2 separate regions of the Homo sapiens genome follow, and region 1 is linked to region 2. A link is a loop called in an ENCODE intact Hi-C map of the cell type or tissue named here. Cell type or tissue: GM12878. All regions are shown on one strand. Links, peaks and the distances in the headings refer to the core of each region. The heading gives the core; the rest is flanking DNA. Region 1 overlaps SLC35F3 (solute carrier family 35 member F3). Region 2 overlaps SLC35F3 (solute carrier family 35 member F3).

Region 1 (11,562 bases), core at 1,999-9,998, 66 kb after region 2:
TGCTTCTTAGAATGCTGGCACAGGTGTTATATTCAGTGGAAAAGAAGGTCTACTACAGGGCCTATAATTTCCTTCTTCTCCCATATATATTTCTAGCTTTTTTCCTAGTTTGGTAAAATATGCTGGGAGACACGGCATACTGTATACTCCCTCGGAGGGTTCCGGTACATATTAGCACTTTAAAGAGTAAGGAGTTCTGCAGTCAAAAACTATACATTCCACAAACTGCTTTGACCACAGAAGCCTAATTAACATGGTGCATTACTAACATTGTGTGGAACACACTTCGGGGGATGCAGCCTCAGGGCTAGACGCACAGAGGTCTGTCTGAGTTATTATGCCCCAGATACCTGTGCTGTCAATCATCTACTTGGGCTAAAGTGTCAAGTTCACCCATGAACGATAATGGTGAGAGACCATTTGAATTCAAACTGGCTTTTACCCTTAGGATGACTACATAATTTTGGGGACCCAATTTTACTTGCAACAAAATAAAAACGCAGGGCCCTGGCCAGGGGTGGGGCAGTCAATCTCACTTTCCCATAGGACCCCTGCCCCAACCCACAGCAGACCAGTGACCACCCCTCTCCTCCAGATGTACTTGGTACTTGGATGAAGGTGGGCAAGAAACCCTCACCGACATGCCCACCAAATGTGCCACAAGAGGTGGCATAAGGAATCTGTTCAGACCCATGGGATAAGGGGGAGGTTCCTCTCCTGCCTGAGGGTTCACACACAGCCCGGCCTCCTTTAGGCAAGGCCATGAAGAATTCCTCTTTCTCACTAGGGAGGATGGAAGCTTCCGTATGGGATAGAGGAAAAACCTGTGAAAGAAGCTAGATATGTGTAAAGGGGTAGAGAGAACTTGAGCAGAAGAATATGACAGTATACACGCCTGGAGGTGGTGATAAGGATGAGACCATTCATGCAAGGTGAGGGTCCTACTGAGTGGGTAGGATACAATTGCCTCACTCCTAGCTCCAGCCCTGCCACTCCCAGGAGGATATTGTGTTTTCCATTTACGATTAGTTAGCGAATCCCTGCAGAGATTCAGGAAATCCTGACTTACTCGCTGGCCAGTGGGTTGCTTCCTGGGGTGCATTCCCTAAGATTCACCCAGAGCACCTGCAAAATCTACTCCCTCTGGATTTGCTGTACAAGCAAGGGATTCCAACAGAAGAAACCTGGAGGATCCCTCACACGTATCTGAAGGTTTCCCTGGTGGCTGCACAGGTGAGGTTTTCACCTGGCCTTCACTCTGAGTAGGGGTCTATGACTCTGGAAGGGCAGGGAGTGTGGGAAGACACCTTGGTCACCTAAGTGGCAACAAGGAACAGAGTTTGATTTCTGGGCTGTGACATGGTGCTTCTGGCAGGAACAGATTTGTATCTTGGGGCTTAGCCTCTGATCAAGAGGATCTGAAATAAGCCTGGGAAAAATCTGAGTGCTTTTTGAATATAGCCAGAACAGCTCCTCTTGAATCTCTTTTTCATATGGCATTTCTTTATGTGATGTTTTTCAATTAGAAGGAAGTGTTCCTCTGCTAAATACCCCTGAAACCAAAAATGAACCAGCCAACCAACCCACCAAACAATGCACCAGCCAACTGACCCATCAAACAATGGACGAGCCAACCAACCCACCAAACAATGCACCAGCCAACTGACCCATCAAACAATGGACCAGCCAACCAACCCACCAAACAATGCACCAGCCAACTGACCCATCAAACAATGGACCAGCCAACCAACCCACTGAACAATGGACCGGCCAACTGACCCATCAAACAATGGACCAGCCAACCAACCCACCAAACAATGGACCAACCAACCAACCCACCAAACAATGGACCAGCCAACTGACCCATCAAACAATGGACCAAACAACCGACCCACCAAACAATGGACCAACCAACCAACCCACCAAACAATGGACCAGCCAACTGACCCATCAAACAATGGACCAGCCAACCAACCCACTGAACAATGGACCAGCCAACCGACCCACAGAACAACTGACCAGCCAACCAGCCCCCCAAACAATGGACCAGCCAACCAACCTACTGAACAATAGACCAGCCATTCAACCTACCAAACAATGGACCAGCCAATCAACCCACCGAACAACGAACCAGTCAACCAACCTACTGAACAATGGACCAGCCAAGCAATCCACCAAGCAATGGACCAACCAACCAACCCACCAAGCAATGGACCAACCAACCTACCCACCAAACAACGGACCAGCCAACTGACCCATCAAACAATGCACCAGCCAACTGACCCATCAAACAATGCACCAGCCAACTGACCCATGAAACAATGGACCAGCCAACCAACCCACTGAACAATGAACCAGCCAACCAACCCACCAAACAATGGACCAGCCAACCGACCCACCAAACAATGGACCAGCCAACCAACCCACTGAACAATGGACCAGCCAACCGACCCACAGAACAACTGACCAGCCAACCAGCCCCCCAAACAATGGACCAGCCAACCAACCTACTGAACAATAGACCAGCCATTCAACCCACCAAACAATGGACCAGCCAATCAACCCACTGAACAACGAACCAGGCAACCAACCCACTGAACAATGGACCATCCAATCAACCTACTGAACAATGGACCAGCCAAGCAATCCACCAAGCAATGGACCAACCAACCAACCAACCCACCAAACAATGGACCAACCAACCAACCCACCAAACAATGGACCAGCCAACCAACCCACCTAAAAATGGACCAGCCAACCAACCTACCGAACAATGGAACAGCCAACCAAACTATCAAACAATGGACCAGCCAATCAACTGACCAACCCAACAATCAAATGACAAAGTTTAAAACCATTGCTCTATTATACACATATGCACACATAGACACATGCATACATGCACCCATGCATTCACATAATTCCACTACTCCCTGCCACACAGAGTTTCTCTTCTTTTTTTGTTTCAAGCACCTAGCACCCAACCTTCCCATACAACTTGGGCTTGGAACTATTTAAGACACCATTGCTGGTGCTCAAGCTCCCACCTGTTTGGTTTCACACCTTGGTTTCCAGGTTTCCAGCCCCATGAACTGGTAACTGGGTCTTGAACTTGGCTGTGGTTTCTGCTATTTTGAGACCATCACACCCTGCCGTGTCTGCCACCTCCTCTGTGCTGTGCCTGGCTCCTAGGACAGCACCATGGTCTGGCCTTACCCCCGACCGACACCATCTGACTTGAACACATACAGCAGCCGACAGGGCCTCCCAATTCTCAGAGCACTCAACCTACAGAGCCACAATAGCACTCTGCTCTGCTGTTCTCACCACTTCTGGGAGTGATTTCTTATTCATGCCTTAACTCAGCATATGGCTGTTTCTGTTTTACGTGTGGTTTTTATTAATGCTAGGTCCCCTGGCAGTTCAGTGCATAAAAGGATGTGACTTGGGTTATACATGACTGTGTTGTCAGTGGCCTGCATTACTGTACTTCTTGGGCACTATTTGCATAAAAATACTTCACCTATTCAGAAGGGGAAAACATCAGTATGGAAAAAGGAATCCAGAAGATTCATGGACAGAAAACACATCGTGTGTTTGCTCTTATCATTTGGCAGCTCCAGAGTAGTTTTCCACTCTCTGAATAATTTATTATCACTTTTATTAGTCCTCTCTATCCAGGTTGATATTATTTTCTGCTTTACTGATACAGGCCCTGCTTCTCAGAGAAAGGAGACAGCAGATGCTGCAGCTGAAGTCTGGGGGAACCTGGGTAGGTCCCAGGGTGTCTAGAAGGGCTTGAAGCTAGACCAGCTGCACCCAAAAGCTTGGGGGTAAATCAGGGTCCTGATTGCTCTCTGGGGTCAGGTTAGAGAAAGTGAACTGCTGCTGCCCTGGTAGAATTCTCCATCTGAGCCACTCCTCCTGCCTCCCAAACCCCAAGCCTCTGCCACTGGCAGCCTTTCCTAGCCCAGTAACACATCTTCCTAACAGAGGCCAGTGTACTACTCTCTCTAAACACCACCTTTGCTTCAGATGCTGTGGAAGATAATATTTTCCAAAGGTGGTAGCAGCAATACCTCCCATTCCATGTACTCTTCCCCGAGATGATCTTGCCACCCTCCAGTCAAGAGGCAAAGTTGATGTCCCCCTCCCCCTTGAAACTGGGCAGGCTCGTAACTGCCTTGACATAAACTATGGTGGAAGTGACACTATGTGACTTTGAGGCTAGGTCCTAAAAGGAATGGAGTTTCTGCTGTGTGTCCACTGATCCCTCTGGGGCTCTGAGCTGCAACCATGAACGCAGTGTGATTACCACGGACCACCCTCCTGTGAGGAAGCCCAGGCCATCAGAAGAGGCCAAGTGTAGACCCTCAGGTTGACAGCTCCAGCTTAGGTGGCCCATGACAACCAGCATCAACTTCCAGACATTGGAGGAAGACAACAGATGTGCCTAGCCCCCAGCTGTTGAGTTGCCCCCTCCAGCACACGCTCTAAGCATCATGGAGCAGGGGAAAAGCCATCCCTTGATGCCAACAAAGGAGTTGTTAATGCCATTAAGGTTCAGATTAGTTTGTTAAAGAGTAATAGTAACTGAAACAGATGTAGGTTCTCAAATCCCATAGCAGGAAGCAATCCCATTGCTGGGTATTTATCCAAAGGAAAATAAATCAGTATCTCAAAGGGATACCTGCACTCACATGTTTATCACAGCACTATTCACAACAGCCAAGATATGGAATCAACTTATGTGTCCATCAATGGACAAATGGATAAAGAAAATGTGGCATATATACACAATGGAATACCATTCCGCTGTAAAAAGGAATGAAATCATGTCATTTGCAGCAACATGGATGGAACTGGAGGTCATTCTGTTAATTGAAATAATCCAGGCACAGAAAGAGAAATACTGCATGTTCTCACTCATGCAGGAGCTAAAAACACTTGATCTCAAGGACACAGAGAACAGAATAATAGTACCAGAGACTGGGAAAGGTAGGTGGTGGTAGAGGGTAGGAGTGAAGTGAAGTTGGTTAATGGGGACAAACATACAGTTAGATAGAAGAAAAGAGTACTAAGGAAAAAGACTAGGGTGACGATGCTTAGCAAACAATATTTTGTGTATTTCAAACTAATGAGAAGAGAGGACATGAAATGATATCAATGCATAAAAATGACAAATACTCAAAGTGATGGAAACCCCCAATAGTGACTTGATCATTACATAGTCTATGCATGTAAAAAACACATTTACACATAATATATATTTTATATTGATAAAAAAGTTAGCAGGACTTTAAAGACCCTAAATGCACAAATCCTCTAAATTCTTCTCTTCCAGGACTCAGTGAGCTTTAGGAACTTGTGAAATTCTAGCCAGTATAAATGTGGAATTGAAACTTCCTGAAGATGGGTTTTTACTCTCAGTTCAATCAGATGGCATAATGGAACTTCCCCTCTGCTAGTCTACTAATTTCAGACCTGACTAATTTCCAAAAAAAAAAAAAAGTGATAATCAAGCACTTCTTTTTCTAAAACTTACTTTGTCATTCAAGGGCTCTTTCTGAATAGGATTAGTTTATCATTCTGGATGATAGAGGAACAGCTTCTTATAAGGACAGAGGGAAATGATTCCTGCATTGCTCCTTGGAGACTGCCTGCCGAGAGCTGATCTTAGCAAGTCTACTCTGATTGTGAACATGATATTGATATCACCACCACTGCCCATGGATAGTTTCTTCCTTCCCCCAACCCCTTTCTACCAGCACCCCACCGGGCACTGTGCAAGGTGCTGGGGACATGCAGGTGAGCAAGACGGACATGATCCCTGTCCTTGTGGTGTTCAAAGATTGACATTTTCTGTCCAGATACTCTTTAAAAATTTTTATTATATTCAGAATAAAAATAAAGCCACATGGAAGCTTTTGGCCAATAAGGATATCTAAGTATGCATGGTAGAGGATGTAGGCTCTCAGACTGACTCCAACTCTGAGCTTGTGGGGAGAGATGGAGATCATACTAATCAATGTCATGCTAGCTGTTATGCCAAACTCTTCTGTTCAGAGGCTTGGCACACAGAAGTTTAGTTTTGATTCATGTTACTGGTTGACAGGTGTCATTTCACCCGTTGGTGAGCCTTCTCCCACCTTGCAGCTATGCAATCCCTTGAAGCCTGGGGATTCTGTGATGTGGCCAGTGGAACAGGGAAGTGGAGGAAAATGCCCATCTGCTTATTATCTGTCTTGGTTGACTGCTAGCCATTTGGAGGGAAGTCACTTAGCCCAAGTTAGATGCCAGGGGAGGCTGGGAGATGTAGTAGTCTCTGGCTGCACAGCCCTCCCTGCAGCAACCCTGCACTGTAGCAGGAGCAGGGATCTTGGCTTCAGAGTCACCCATCTCTGTCTCAGAATGATGTGGTTTTGCAAAGTCAAACGGGACACCAGTGGCTTGCTTAGGACTCCTGAGAGCTGGGGGCTTGGCCAGGAAACCTAGAAGGTGCCAACCTTCCTCTTTAGAGAAGATCTATTACACCTCCTACATCCTCTAAAAGGATTCTGCAAAATGCACGTTTACATGTGTCCCTCAATCTACTTTGTGAATTCCCTCCACTTGCTACATGCGAGAAAACATCTTTACCAAGAGACAAAGGCACTTTCTAAGCTGGGCATAAATACACCAACTTTTGTCCAACTTTAATAACAGTCGGTTATCTAATAATAAAGTGTTATTGGGGATACGCAGGTGAGCATACCCCCAGTAACACTTTATTATTTTTTTTTGAGGCGGAGTCTCACTCTGTCGCCCAGGCTAGAGTGCAGTGGCGTGATCTCTGCAACCTCTGTCTCCCAGGTTCAAGTGATTCTCGTGCCTCAACCTCCCGAGTAGCTGGAATTACAGGTGTGCACCACCACGCCCAGCTAATTTTTTTGTATTGTTAGTAGAGACAGGGTTTCACCATGTTGGACAGGCTGGTCTTGAACTCCTGACCTCAAATGATCTGCCTGCCTTGGCCTCTCAAAGTGCTGGGATTACAGGCATGAGCTACCACACCCGGCCAAAACAAAACACTTTTAACCAATAAGCATTTGGAAGACCCATTCCCCCTACTCCCCCACTAATTCATAGTAAAATACTGATAAGCCTGTCTCCATTTTGTTGGTGAAACACTTAAAGTCTTTCTTTGACAAAGTTCTCTTCTGTTTTTCCCTGAGAAACATGTAGCAAAATAATGCTATCTAGTGTTTCTAATGATGTGTTCCTGCAACAAGGGAGCTTTAATATCCAGTGCTTTTAATTTATTTTGTCATAAATTAATAAAGTATATATGATTGAGAGTAACTCATTAAATGTAAGTGTCATAAAATAAGGCACTTAGGTAAGAAAAGCGTGAAATGCTTCTGATGCACTCCTGAATGTTACATTAAGTACATAAATCATCTTTGTTTTCTCTCTGCTCAACAAAGAATCCAGCCTAGGAGGTGTATGTAATTAGTATAGTTGTATTTTAAATGATCCAGGAAGCATATGAATAGAACTTGCCCAAATATCAGAAAAGGGAGATTCCTCTGGCCAATTGGATTTTTTGTCTTTTTTAACGAACTCAGCTAGACAGTATGAGGTGTGGCCACAAAAACCAATACGCACTTTAAATAATTAAGAGCTTTCCGAGAACAAGTTCACCAGCTGAAAGACACAGTGAACCCACTCACAGCTGGAACCTCTCTTTGAATGGGATGACCCAGGCTGGAAAACGCATCAGAGGAAGTTTCCTAGGGACCCTCCTTGTGGAGCCCCCTTCTCTTTCAGGACCAGATCTAGAGCAGGCTGGGAAGCGGGTGGAAGGGAGGCCTGGCCCAAGATGGGGTAGGCATGTGGCCCCATCTGTTCTGGTTCATGCTTGAAGTAGACACAGCTGCATTCTGGTGAACTGGAGGCTGACTTATGGAGCACTTAGCACAGACACTGGCTATCCAAAAGCATGTGATTTGATTTTGGTTTAAAAATCCAGCATAGCAATTTCCCACGATTCCTGTTCCCACTGGCTCCTGTTTCATTAGCCAAGCAAAGCTTATGTGGAATGTGATATCACAAAATAATATGGGAGAGAATGCCAGTGCCAAAAAGCCTTTACCCTGTGGCTCAATTAGAAATGGATTATTACCCAAAGAAATATGGCATGTGCAGAAAGGCCATCAAGGAAGACTGGATGATGAACAGCAATAATAATCACCACTCGGGTAATCATTGACCAGCAGCAGGGGTACCAGTGACCACTGTTACTGCAGCACTGACCCAGGGCCATGTTCCAGGCGAGCTGATTTGCACCCCAAACCTTGTAGCCCACCGTGTAAACAGGCATTATTGTCTCCATTTTTTTTTTTTTTTTTTTTTGAGACAGAGTGTCACTCTTGTTGCCCAGGCTGGAGTGCAATGGTACAATCTCAGCTCACTGCAACCTCCACCTTCCGGATTCAAGCAATTCTCCTGCCTCAGCCTCACAAGTAGCTGGGATTACAGGCATGTGCTACCATGCCCAGCTAATTTTGTATTTTTAGTAGAAATGGGGTTTTGCCATGTTGGTCAGGCTGGTCTTGAACTCCTGACTTCAGGTGATCCACCCGCCTCTGCCTCCCAAGTGCTGGGGTTACTGAAGTGAGCCACCGCGGCTGTCCTGGATCCATTTTTAAATATGAGAAAACGGAAGCTGCAGGAGCCCTTACAAATAACTTACCCAAAGTCATGTGGGGTGTAAACAGTGGATCTGAGAACTGGAACAAGCCTGAGTCAAAGCTCAGGTCCCTTCCCTCCACACGTGGTCTCATTCCTTTCTATATCCCTGGAGCCTCCTGTGCGTACAACACTTGTATGTACCCCTGTGCCGCATGTGGCAGGAAAGTGGGTTAGTTATTTGGGAAGCCCGTATAATGTCTGTTTCTATGAAGGGCAGGGTGGTCGTTCCAATTTAGCTAGGATTTGTATACAATAAAGGCAAAAGGGGTGCCAGCAGAAAAGAAAAGAAAGAAAAGAAACACATCTGCTTTAGCTTCTGTATGGCACTAGCATGTTTTCTCCTTTTTGCTTTTAAGCTTTAGAAAAATAAAAAGCATCAAGAGCTTGACAGGACATTGCTTTCTAGACAAATGGATCACCTCACATTTCCATCTGGCTTTCAGCTCATATCCTGGAAGGTCATGACAATGATAAGTTCCACATCAGTTCTCTGCCCCTCCTGTCAGGACTTGTCTCAAAGTTCATCTCTGCCAAGAAAGGCTCCTTCCTCCTGCAACAGCCTAAAACAATGACAGGGCACAATGCTGTCCTTCTTGCTGTGGGCTCCAAATCAGCTACCTGGTTAATCTGAACTGAATCTTCATAAGGAGGAAGACTCAGTTACCTGGGGTTCTACTATGTTATCATCATCATCATTATTATTTTATGACCTCATGATCATCATCATCATTTTAGGACCTCCTCCTTGTCATTTTATATATATACATATTTGGCTTTTTTATTTTTTTTTTTCAGAGAGGGTCTCACTCTGTCACCCAGGCTGGAGTGCAGCGGCATGATCTTGGCTCACTGCAACCTCTGCCTCCTGGATTCAAGTGATTCTCCTATCTCAGCCTCCCAAGTAGCTGGGACTACAGGGACGTGCCACCATGTCCAGCTAATTTTTGTATTTTCTGTAGAGATGGGGTTTTGTCATGTTGGCCAGGCTGGTCTTGAACTCCTGGACTCAAGTGATCCACCCGACTCAGCCTCCCAAAATGCTGGGACTACAGGCATATGCCACCACGTCCAGCTAATTTTTGTGTTTTCAGTAGAGACGGGGTTTCGTCATGTTGGCCAGGCTGGTCTCGAACTCCTGGGCTCAAGTGATCCGCCCGACTCAGCCTCCCAAAATGCTGGGATTACAGGCATGAGCCACCATGCCCAGCCCTCCCCCTCATCATTTTATGACCTCATAATCATTATCATTATCAGCATCATTTTATGACATCATCATCATCACTTTATGATTTAGAGAGAGCAGTAGGCATGGTTTGAATGAGTTTTGGTATCCACGTTAGGAGTCAATCAAAGATGGTTAGGAAATCCCTGGACCAAGAACAGTTTAGAACTTTTTACACACCATCGTGTTTAATTTTGTTCATTTCAAACACGATCTACACAGAAGCTGTGGGAGCCCACAGGAGGGACACTCAATCCCACAGTGACCTTTGGAAGTGGGAATTAAAGTCTCCATTTTTTTCAAGTAAGAGCTGAGACTAAGAGCTTTCAGTTGACTTACCTATGACCATGTTGCCAAATAAAGGAAGAGATGAGTTTCCTGCCCAAACTATCTAATGGCAAGCATATGTTCTTATCATCTATCACAATGTCCCAGCATGGGCTAGTAGCACTCCTACCTCTGTTGCTCCAACCTGCCCAGGCACCGCCTCCAGGTTCCTTCCTATAAGGACAGATAGCGCTGACCCACTTCTTTCCTAGTAGTATTTCTGGAGAGGTCTGAGGCTGCAGAGCACAGGGCTCTCTTGCCCTTTCTCTGAGCATCTCTGGACTCATTGATAATATGAATAAGTTGGATCAGAGAATCCTCAAAGTCCTTTTTTGATCTTTCCAGGTCTCTGTGCAGATGATCCTTTGCTAAATGTGGTGAGATTTTTAAGTTTCAATGTGCCTATCGGCTGGCTTACTAGTCTTGACTCGATGAAAAACCACATGGAAAGTAAGAAATGGCTCCACATTTCTTACATTGGGATAGGATGGGGTGGTGCCTGAGCATACTGGTTACATCCTGCAAATCCGTACACACTTGTGACTTTTGTATGCCGCCTACATGGGCCCTCCTTCTCATCTGACCCGCACAAAGATTAACTGATCCTCAAAATCCACCAGTTGAAGGATGCTCCTCTGGGAGACCATCCTTCATTGCTTCCCACCTTTGATTTCACTGTCACATCTATCTTGCAAATATTCACAGGGACCATGGCACTTAAGCTAAAAATGTTACCAAATCCCTTGTTGATAATTCCAGCCTCAGGTATCATGACCGCATAAAAGTCATAATTACACTCATATGGCAGTTATTTAAATGGCTGTTATTCTTCAAACCCGCACCTTAAACACAAACATGAGCGTTGGCACTGACCTTTCAAAGAATTTCAGTGAAATTGAAATAACATTGCTATAGCTGAATAAGACAAGCTCTGGAATTATAAGGTTATAAGACAGATAACCTTCTTAAACTGCTAAACTTCAAAGCCATATCCTTGATTTCTGTTCAAAGATGAATAGCAATCTCAGATAATTGGGATGTGGGATGGCTGAAGTATAGAAAAAAAGGAGATCAAGAGGTAATGAAAATGTTCTGCTTGCCTCAGTGAAAGCCTAAAAATCACTTGTAGAAAGAATATTCTGAACTTGTCTGTAGGGGTGTTTGGCTGTCATTGAATTTCACTGGGATGAAGCCAGCATATGTTAACTGAGATGTGGTGGTGGGGTGGGGGGAGATGCCAGAGGAAAAATAAATGAGCTAATCTATGAATACCACAATGA
Region 2 (8,000 bases), core at 1-8,000:
CTCAAACTCCTGACCTCAGGTGATCCACACACCTCGGCTTTCCAAAGTGTTGGGATTATAGGCATGAGCCACTGTGCCCGGCCTGGAGCTACCTTTTATTGAGCTACCTGGAGCTACCTTTCCAGGCTTACGGCTGAAGTTGGAGGCAATGAAGGACAGTGAGGGGTGATTTTTTCTGAAGACTTGCAGGGCACATTTCCAACCTCTTCCTCTGTTCTCTATTGATTAAATAATAAACAGCTAAAAGCTTCTGCCTGGGCTGCACTGTGCAGCTAAGCTGGGGGAAGGGACAAGGGGGTAGGAAATGAGAGCACGGTTGGACATTGACCTTTTGGTCTGTTGAGGAGATAAACATCAGAGGAGCCTGTGCCACCCCATCAGTTCATTCTGACAGGCAGGCGGGGGACTCTGATCTCCTCCTCCACACCTCCCAGCCTTCTCCTGGGGGTCCCGCCCACAAGGCACAGTGTTGACATCCCTGGCTGTGGGCCTTCCACTCTCTGGACATCAGCAGCCCTGCTATGACCGGACCCATGTGCTGGGATGTGAACTAGGGTTCCTACCTTACTCTCAATACCCTGTGGAGCACAGCAGGGTTGGAACGTGCCCTGTGCCTTTGGGAGCAGAGCTCAAGATTCCTTCCTGATGCCTGGAATTCCTGTTAAGTTTCCAGTTCTATCTTTTAAAAAGTATGCACATATGTTACATTTGACACCCTGACACATCTGAGTTTCTGGGTTTTCATGTGACAATATTTTCCTGCCCATTTCCTGCACTAAAACAAACTCTCTAGGAAGGCCAGTCAAGTCCGCCCTGTGGTTCCATGTGCTCCATGTACATCTTCTCCCTACTGGGGCCCCTGGACAGGTGCTAAGGGTGGGTGTGGAATCATGACAACGGAGCTCCCCTGACCTCCCCATGCCTCTCCTTCCTTACACTGTCCTGTCCCCCCCAGCCCTCAATGCTCCCCACGGAACAATCCTGAAACAAAGACTGATGGGTCACAGTGGCCCAAGACCGAGATGGGTAAGAGCCACCACCTCTTCTTTGTCTAGGGAACAGTTGGCTGGAGGTAAGGAAGGAACACAGGCCGGGGATTACTGCTTAGCATCTTCCTGTCCTCATCCAGCATGGTGACCCACTGTCATAACCTGCCCGGCTGCCAGAGCTCTAGATCTGAGTCCCACGCACCCAGGCCTGAGTCACAGACACACCACTCATCTCCATGACAGTTCTGCTCCCTGCTCCCTGTGGGGCTGAATGGGAAGGCAACAGAAACCTTTGAGCTTTAAAGAGGAGAGAGGAGGGTTAGTGGTGCCCTAGGTGAGGTCTAATCACTGTTGAGACTAGGGCTCCTCCTGCTTAGTCTTGCTAGAAGGTGGCAAGGCCTGGCGCGGTGGTTCACACCTGTAATCCCAGTGCTTTGGGAGGCTGAGGCGGGCAGATTTCTTGGGCCCACAAGTTCAAGACCAGCCTGGGCAACATGGTGAGACTCTGTCTCTACAAAATATGCAAAAAATTAGCTGGGTGTGGTGGCATGCCCCTGACTACCAGCTACTCAGGAGGTTGAGGTGAAAGGATCACTTGAGCCCAGAAGGTTGAGGCTGCAGTGAGCTATGATAGCACCACTGTAATCCAGCCTGGGTGACATAGTGAGATCCTGTCTCTGCAAAACAAAAACAAACAAACAAACAAACAAACAAAAAAACCTAAAAAAAACAAACAACAAAACGTGGCGGGGTGCCTGTTCTCTGCCAAACAGAACCCCATTTGGAAGCTTTTTAGATTTGCACAGCTACAGGCAATTTTACAAAAGGGAAAAATGGACTGATTTTTAATCATTCTTCCCCCAACTCTTTCCCTCCCAGCTGCTGGCCTGCTCTCATTGACTCAAGGATTACTGGAGTTTGGAGGGAACTGGGGGATCCTCTAGTCCACACCTTCTATGTCCGAGAGTAGAAAGTGGCCTGGGCTGTGAGCTCCACCATTGCCTGTCCACTGTGTCTTCCCCCATGCTGGGCTCAGGTTGCAGAGGGCAGCCCCCCACACAGCAGGGAGTCAGGACCAGATACCAGATACTGTTTGGGAATGGATGGCCCCTTTTGAAACACTGTGAACATTTTGATTATTGGAAACATCAGCTGGAATCTGATTGAGATGCGAACTGATCTTGGAAAAAGGTCCATGATCCCCAGGAATGTGCCGCTGGGGTTTGAGGACCCCATGGATGACCTCTTAGCTCACCTTCTGGCTCCTTCCCCCGTCCCTCCTGGTTTAAAGACCCTCACTGTGATTGGTGGTCCCGAACAGCCCTGAACAATCGGAGAATCTCACCTCCCATTTCCCTTGACATGGAGGCTGGGGGTGGTCTCACTCAGCCTGGCTGCAGCTAGCAGGCAGTGTGCGCCCAGGGTTCTACCTGCTCTCATCCTACTCTTGCTTTTGCCACATTAAACTGCCTCTCTAAATGTTCATCCACCAACAAGAGAATTGGGCTGATCCATCAACCCCCTCCAATTGAGAAGGAATAATAAGAATAATGCCATGGAGAAAAGATACCATTTGTTGAGTTTTATGTGTGAGGCATGCATCATCTTATTCTCACAACTGTTTTCTAAGATGAGTAGTAATATTCTCTCCATTTAACAGAGGCTCAGAGACATTTACTAGTCTGCTCAAGGTCCAAACAGCTTATAACAATGGAGCCAAGATCTGTGACCTCGTCACTTGACTCTAGCCTAGGACATCTCCATCGCTGAGCTAGAACCCTGACCTGGAGAACCAGGGAACGTACAGAAAGCACACCTAAGCAGAGAGTCAGATGGCGACACAAGGAGCCACCTTGGCTCCTTCCAAACAGACACTCCAATGGCTTCTCACCCTCTCATACCATACGTGGCCAGGAATCTCCCCAGCATGATAAGACACGTTTGCTTCCTTTTGGATCTGCGCACATGACTTCGACCTATTGATGTTTTCCAGGAACCATGGCCCTTGTGGTTTGAATAATTGCCTTAATAACAAAAGTCTCCTTAGCAGCCAATTCCACAAACATAAGGCTGTGCCTTCAACATGGATTTTTATGTCTGCTTGACTCTCAAGCTCATATGCTCAGCCCTCCAGGATGGAGAACTATGTTAATTCTTTTCAGTCTTTGGAAATTACCTAATGGACAGTGCCAGCCAACCCAGGTCTGAGTGAAGTCTGAGCGGTCCCATGCACCAGTTAGATATTATCTTGGAACTAAATCTCCATCTGTTTATCAAGGAGAATCTCTCAGTCCCTTTGGCACATGGCAGTGTCTCATGATGGATTTTGCTAGCTCTCTGAACTCCTGAAGAAGAGAAGAGGGAGTTCCAACACAACCTGTGGGAGGAAGCTCTTAGATGACTGGTCATGCACTTCGGAGAGGAATAATGATTATTAGAGAGACTCATAACTGCACAGTGCTTTGCAAATTACAAAATGCCATCAATGCCATCACCGACACTGGCTCCTGGGATCTTCATTCAGTGTCAGTCTAGTACCAAAGGCCTTCAACACAAAACTTTGCTCAGTACACAGTGATCAGCAACAGACCAAACCAATCAAGTGGCCACCATGGCCGGAATGTGCCATATTCTGAGGATGACTCTTGGGTGGGGGGTTGGAGGGGTCTTATCCATGCATAGCAGTAAAGATCTAGAAGCATCATGTTGCTTTCTATGAATTTAGGAGTATTTTTCAAGTTTTTCACACCTCCTTCTCTTAACCTCAAAAAAAATGGGTTTCTTCTGCTAGATGCAGAATTAACCTTGAAGCTTCTCTTCCCAGGAACAGGGTCTCATTTGGAATTTTCTAGGGACATCTGAGTCATGCCAAAAATTTCCATAAATTCTCCTGGCTCTTTACATCAAAATAAAGTCAGGAAGGACATGGGTGGGTGGCAGGGGGGCCCAGGACATTCAGATCTTCAGCATCGAGTCAGGCAGCCTGCTGGGTGGCTCACTGTGAGAAGTATCTGCATTTCTTGCAGAGATGCATCAGATCATTTATTTGCTGAAAGCTTTTCTGGTGGCACAGAGAGTGAGTTTTTATTCCAAAATTAACATTAAGCCTCAAAACAAATTTTCCCCCTACTGCGAGCTAAAAATATAACTCAGAAGTTGACTCACGTCCCCACTGCTGTTTGGGTAACTTAGGTGGGTGTGAATGCACCATTAGGGTGATGTCATTGTTCCCAGGACAATGAGGGAAGGACGGAAGTAGAGGGCCCTGCACTGGTGGCCAGCAGGGTTTACTTTCATGGGACTGCCCCTCAAACCGGCTCTTAGCTTTGTGGCTGAAGGGGAAAGCTGTACACTAACTACAGGAGAACTAGCGGCCTGGCTAAATGCTCTCGGCGCTGGTTTGTAGCAAGGTGATGACGGGGCAGTGACAGCTCCTGGCCACAAGAGGGAGCCAGTCAGAAGTCTCTAGGGTTCTGCCCTGTGCTTTGAAACTTCACCTGTTTCTTTTATTCGGGGGAATCTCTCTGTATTTCAGCTGATATTTGATAGTGCACGTGTCCTATTTCATACAGTTGTTATGAAATCCGACGAGCTAACTTTGACTAGCTTCTAATGTAATTGACTGGGTCTCGGTTGTAAAATGAGAGGTAATTCAAGGGATATAATTTCACTCCCCCTTCGTCATTGGTTAGAAGGAAGTGAAGCTGGCCCTTCACAGTTGGGACTTAGCATGAGTGTGTCTGGCCAACTCTGGCTGTGTACACAAGGCCCAGGCAAAGGGCCAAGACTGCATGCACGCATGGATGCCGAAGGATCCTTTGGGTTTCACGCACATCCTCACCCGAGAGTGGCAGTGTTAGCAGAAAGCTCCAGGCTGCAGGGCACGGTCATGCCACGCCCTACAGCCGGGAAAGCCGCCCATGAGAGACGGGGTGAGCACGCAGAGAGCGGAGCACATCGCCATTCCCAGGCTGGGTCCCCGACTGGCACACACTTTAGGGAATGCTTGTTGAAATGCTTGAAATGAAAGGTGCTTTAATGAATGCTTGTCTAGTATGGTTTGCAAGCAAGAAGGTTGGCAAGGCACACCAAGAACCGGGCCCTCTGCTGGGCTCATTTTCTGCTGCAAATCAGAAGGAAAGTGGTCAGCAGCTTATGCTCATGGTCCAGCACATGGAGCTAAGCAAGCCGATGGGCAGGTTTTGGTTGACATGACTGAGTGAGGGAGGAAGACAGATAATAAGGAACTTACCCTCACTCCCATGAATCTGTCCCTGAGAACGATCCATGAGAGCAAGAACACAAAAGCTTTGTTGCAGCAGAACAACACGGAGACATCCGTAGTGTTTATTTTCTTTATTGCATGTAAGTACAGGTAGTTTGTGAGTGTCCAAAGAACACCAAAGGGTGCTGCCTTGGTAAAAAACACCTTCAAAGTCAAGCCATTGTCTCCAAAAAATCGACAGCATTCCCTAAAACAAGGAAAGAGAGGCATCGTTATTATTTTCCTGGGTTCAGACAGACCATTTATTTCCTATAGCAAGTTTTTTTTTTTTTAAGCAAATATAGGAAGGGGCAGGGTTTTAAAATTTATTATTTTTAATAAACATCTTTCTATTAAAGCCCTTCAACCTATTGCTTTAGTCCACTGAAACAAATGTTGCACAGTGATCTAATGTCACAGATTCTTCCTTCTGTTCATGTTAAGCTTGGAATTTATGGTTCTATACAGAAGGTAATGTTGGTGTGTTATCTGACCCGAAGGCCTAATTCTATGGTGATTGACTGAGGGATTCTGTCACTTGCTGAGTAAGAGAAGGGGGTCACTAAACCTTTTTTGGGGTGGGGGTTGTGGGAGAAGGACGGTAATGGAGGAGGATGGATACTCTGGGGGTGGGGGTTGTGGGAGAAGGACGGTAATGGAGGAGGATGGATACTCTGGGGGTGGGGGTTGTGGGAGAAGGACGGTAATGGAGGAGGATGGATACTCTGGGGAAGACAGGGTGTCTAATCTTTTGGCTTTTCTGGGTCACATTAGAAAAAGAATTGTCTTAGGCCACATACAAACTACACTAACACTAACGATAGCTGATGAGCTACAAAAAGAAATCGCAAAAAAAAAAATCTCATAATGTTTTAAGAAAGTTTACAAATTTGTGTTGGGCCTCATTCAAAGCCAGCCTGGACCACATGTGGCCTGTGGGACGGGGGTTGGACAAGCTTGCTCTAAGAGAACACATTGAAACATAGTTTTAAAAAATGTTGCCCTCAGTTGGAATTATCTTTGTGATCAGGCAGGGGCAGTCACTTCTTGGGTATATCTAATACATTTTGGCTATGATACAAATAGTGTTAACTCGTGACCTATTTTCTCCCTGAGGCCATTTTTAGGGTACCTATTCCACCATGTGGAAGCCCCACTTCTCTAAGACACTATCTAGCACAGGAAGAATAAGCAGATCCAAAAGTTCAGAGTCTAACGCGGGAATGAGATGAGGAAACATCTGTAGAAGAAAGTCTTTTGATGCCGTTCTAGAGTCTAGGGGGAAGGATCACAGATAGTTCAAAAAATCTTTAAGAAAATTAAAGCCAGTCTTCTACATGCAGAAGAAGGAAGTAGAGGAGGCCGTGGGGAGCTCGGGTGTGGAGAAAGGCCACTGAGAAGGCTTGGTTGACAGCTGCCTCTTTCCTTGACTGTTGGGGAGTGAAGATCATTGCTGGGTTGGGCCCGATGAGCTAGGCAAGGAGATGGACAAGTGAGGAGGCACTGCTTCATGGAAGTCCCTGTCCAGGCTCATGGACATGGTGCTGCACTGCCACAGCTGGGGATGGCCTGCCAGCCAGGAAGGGAGTCAGCCTGCTAGTGATCTAGAAATAGACTCAGTCCCAAATGAACTGCCACGAGAACAAAAGAAAAGACATCTCTAGAATAAACCAAATGCACTAGGTTGGGGGAATAGCTCTGGTCTGTGCCACTTAATATTAAAATGCAGAGAAAAAGGAGGAAAATTAAAAACAAGAGTCAAAGGGGATTGGGTAAGATTTTAAATTTAATTTTACTGTCTAGTCTTCCTATCAATCTAGAAGGAAATCTGTCTTTGTTCATGACTCAACTATGGGATGTCCATAGCAGGAACAGGAAAACTCCTTAGAGAAAGGCATGAGAGCCTGGGATATTGAGAGAGGAGAAACACACTTACCGTTTTGTGGAGTCTGGTGCAGTTTGGCCACCTCTCTCTGTACACAGAGTCCTATGTTGCTTCTGAACAAACCGGGGCCAGGTAAAACATTCACTTCACTAAATTTATCATGAAACCGATTCAACTGAATTGATTCCATTTTGGCTTTATATAGCTGCAACCCTCATCTAACTGAGAGGCTGATATTTCTGTTTGCCATGTAATTTTCATACAATATTCCAGCTACATTTTCTATGGGGTTTTCCCAAGCCCCTGTTTGCAGAACAGTCTGTTCCCCCAGGGGCAGTGACCGTGAATGATGGCTTCCTTTATGTTTGTGATTATGGTGGCTACAAAGTGATGCTGGTCCATTGAGTATGACCAAAATAAAATACAAATATTCTTTCTGGCCATTAATGTCAATCTATCTCCACTATACTTAGAGGTTTCCCTTTCTAAGAGAAGAACATCATGCAAGCAGAATTTCCAAGTTCCACCTGGCTCACTGTCATGAAAAACAATTCATCTTCTGGAAGGGGCCATCCAAGGCTAACTGGGCAACCTACTTCCTCTTTGAAAATCCATATTTGACTCCTCCAAAGCCTGATCATTGTAGATGGGATGGAGAAGGGAGGTAGGGCACAGATATGGCTTGGTATTGATGGCCCAAGTTGCTGGAAATGGGGAGAGAGTGGGGATCCCATCCTGGAGATGAAAAAGGTGAGACTCTGAGGCCTGGCAGAGTCCTGCTGGCCCTTTAAGGCCTCATGGCCAGGAGATCACAGCTTAGGTTGGTAGGTCTTGGTTCTAATGAGACCAAGACAATTGGCCC

Evidence for each region. Hi-C counts contacts between places; a loop is a spot of excess contacts. Peaks named below come from ENCODE experiments on the same cell type or tissue, not always from the same donor. Only the 100,000 strongest peaks of a DNase experiment are listed, where the experiment ranks them.
Region 1: it touches region 2 in a loop (4-fold over the local background); 1 of 110 quality-filtered maps calls a loop at or near these places.

The regions. Positions count from the first base shown.
Region 1 is chr1:234,238,568-234,250,129 of GRCh38, reverse strand. All of the region lies in intron 3 of SLC35F3 (solute carrier family 35 member F3), which reads right to left. Among named protein-coding and RNA genes, the nearest start is that of SLC35F3-AS1, 29 kb to the left of the region's middle. RefSeq lists an enhancer at 3,167-3,306. In GM12878, for the core only: no CTCF peak of the experiment used is centred there; DNase peaks (open chromatin) are centred at 3,309 and 5,490; H3K4me3 peaks cover 566 bases; H3K27ac peaks cover 3,490 bases.
Region 2 is chr1:234,306,562-234,314,561 of GRCh38, reverse strand. SLC35F3 (solute carrier family 35 member F3) reads right to left here. Exons shown (of 8, transcript NM_173508.4): 4 at 5,242-5,461. Among named protein-coding and RNA genes, the nearest start is that of MIR4671, 4.1 kb to the right of the region's middle. RefSeq lists an enhancer at 225-519. In GM12878, for the core only: a CTCF peak has its summit at 4,421 (motif pointing right); a DNase peak (open chromatin) is centred at 4,351.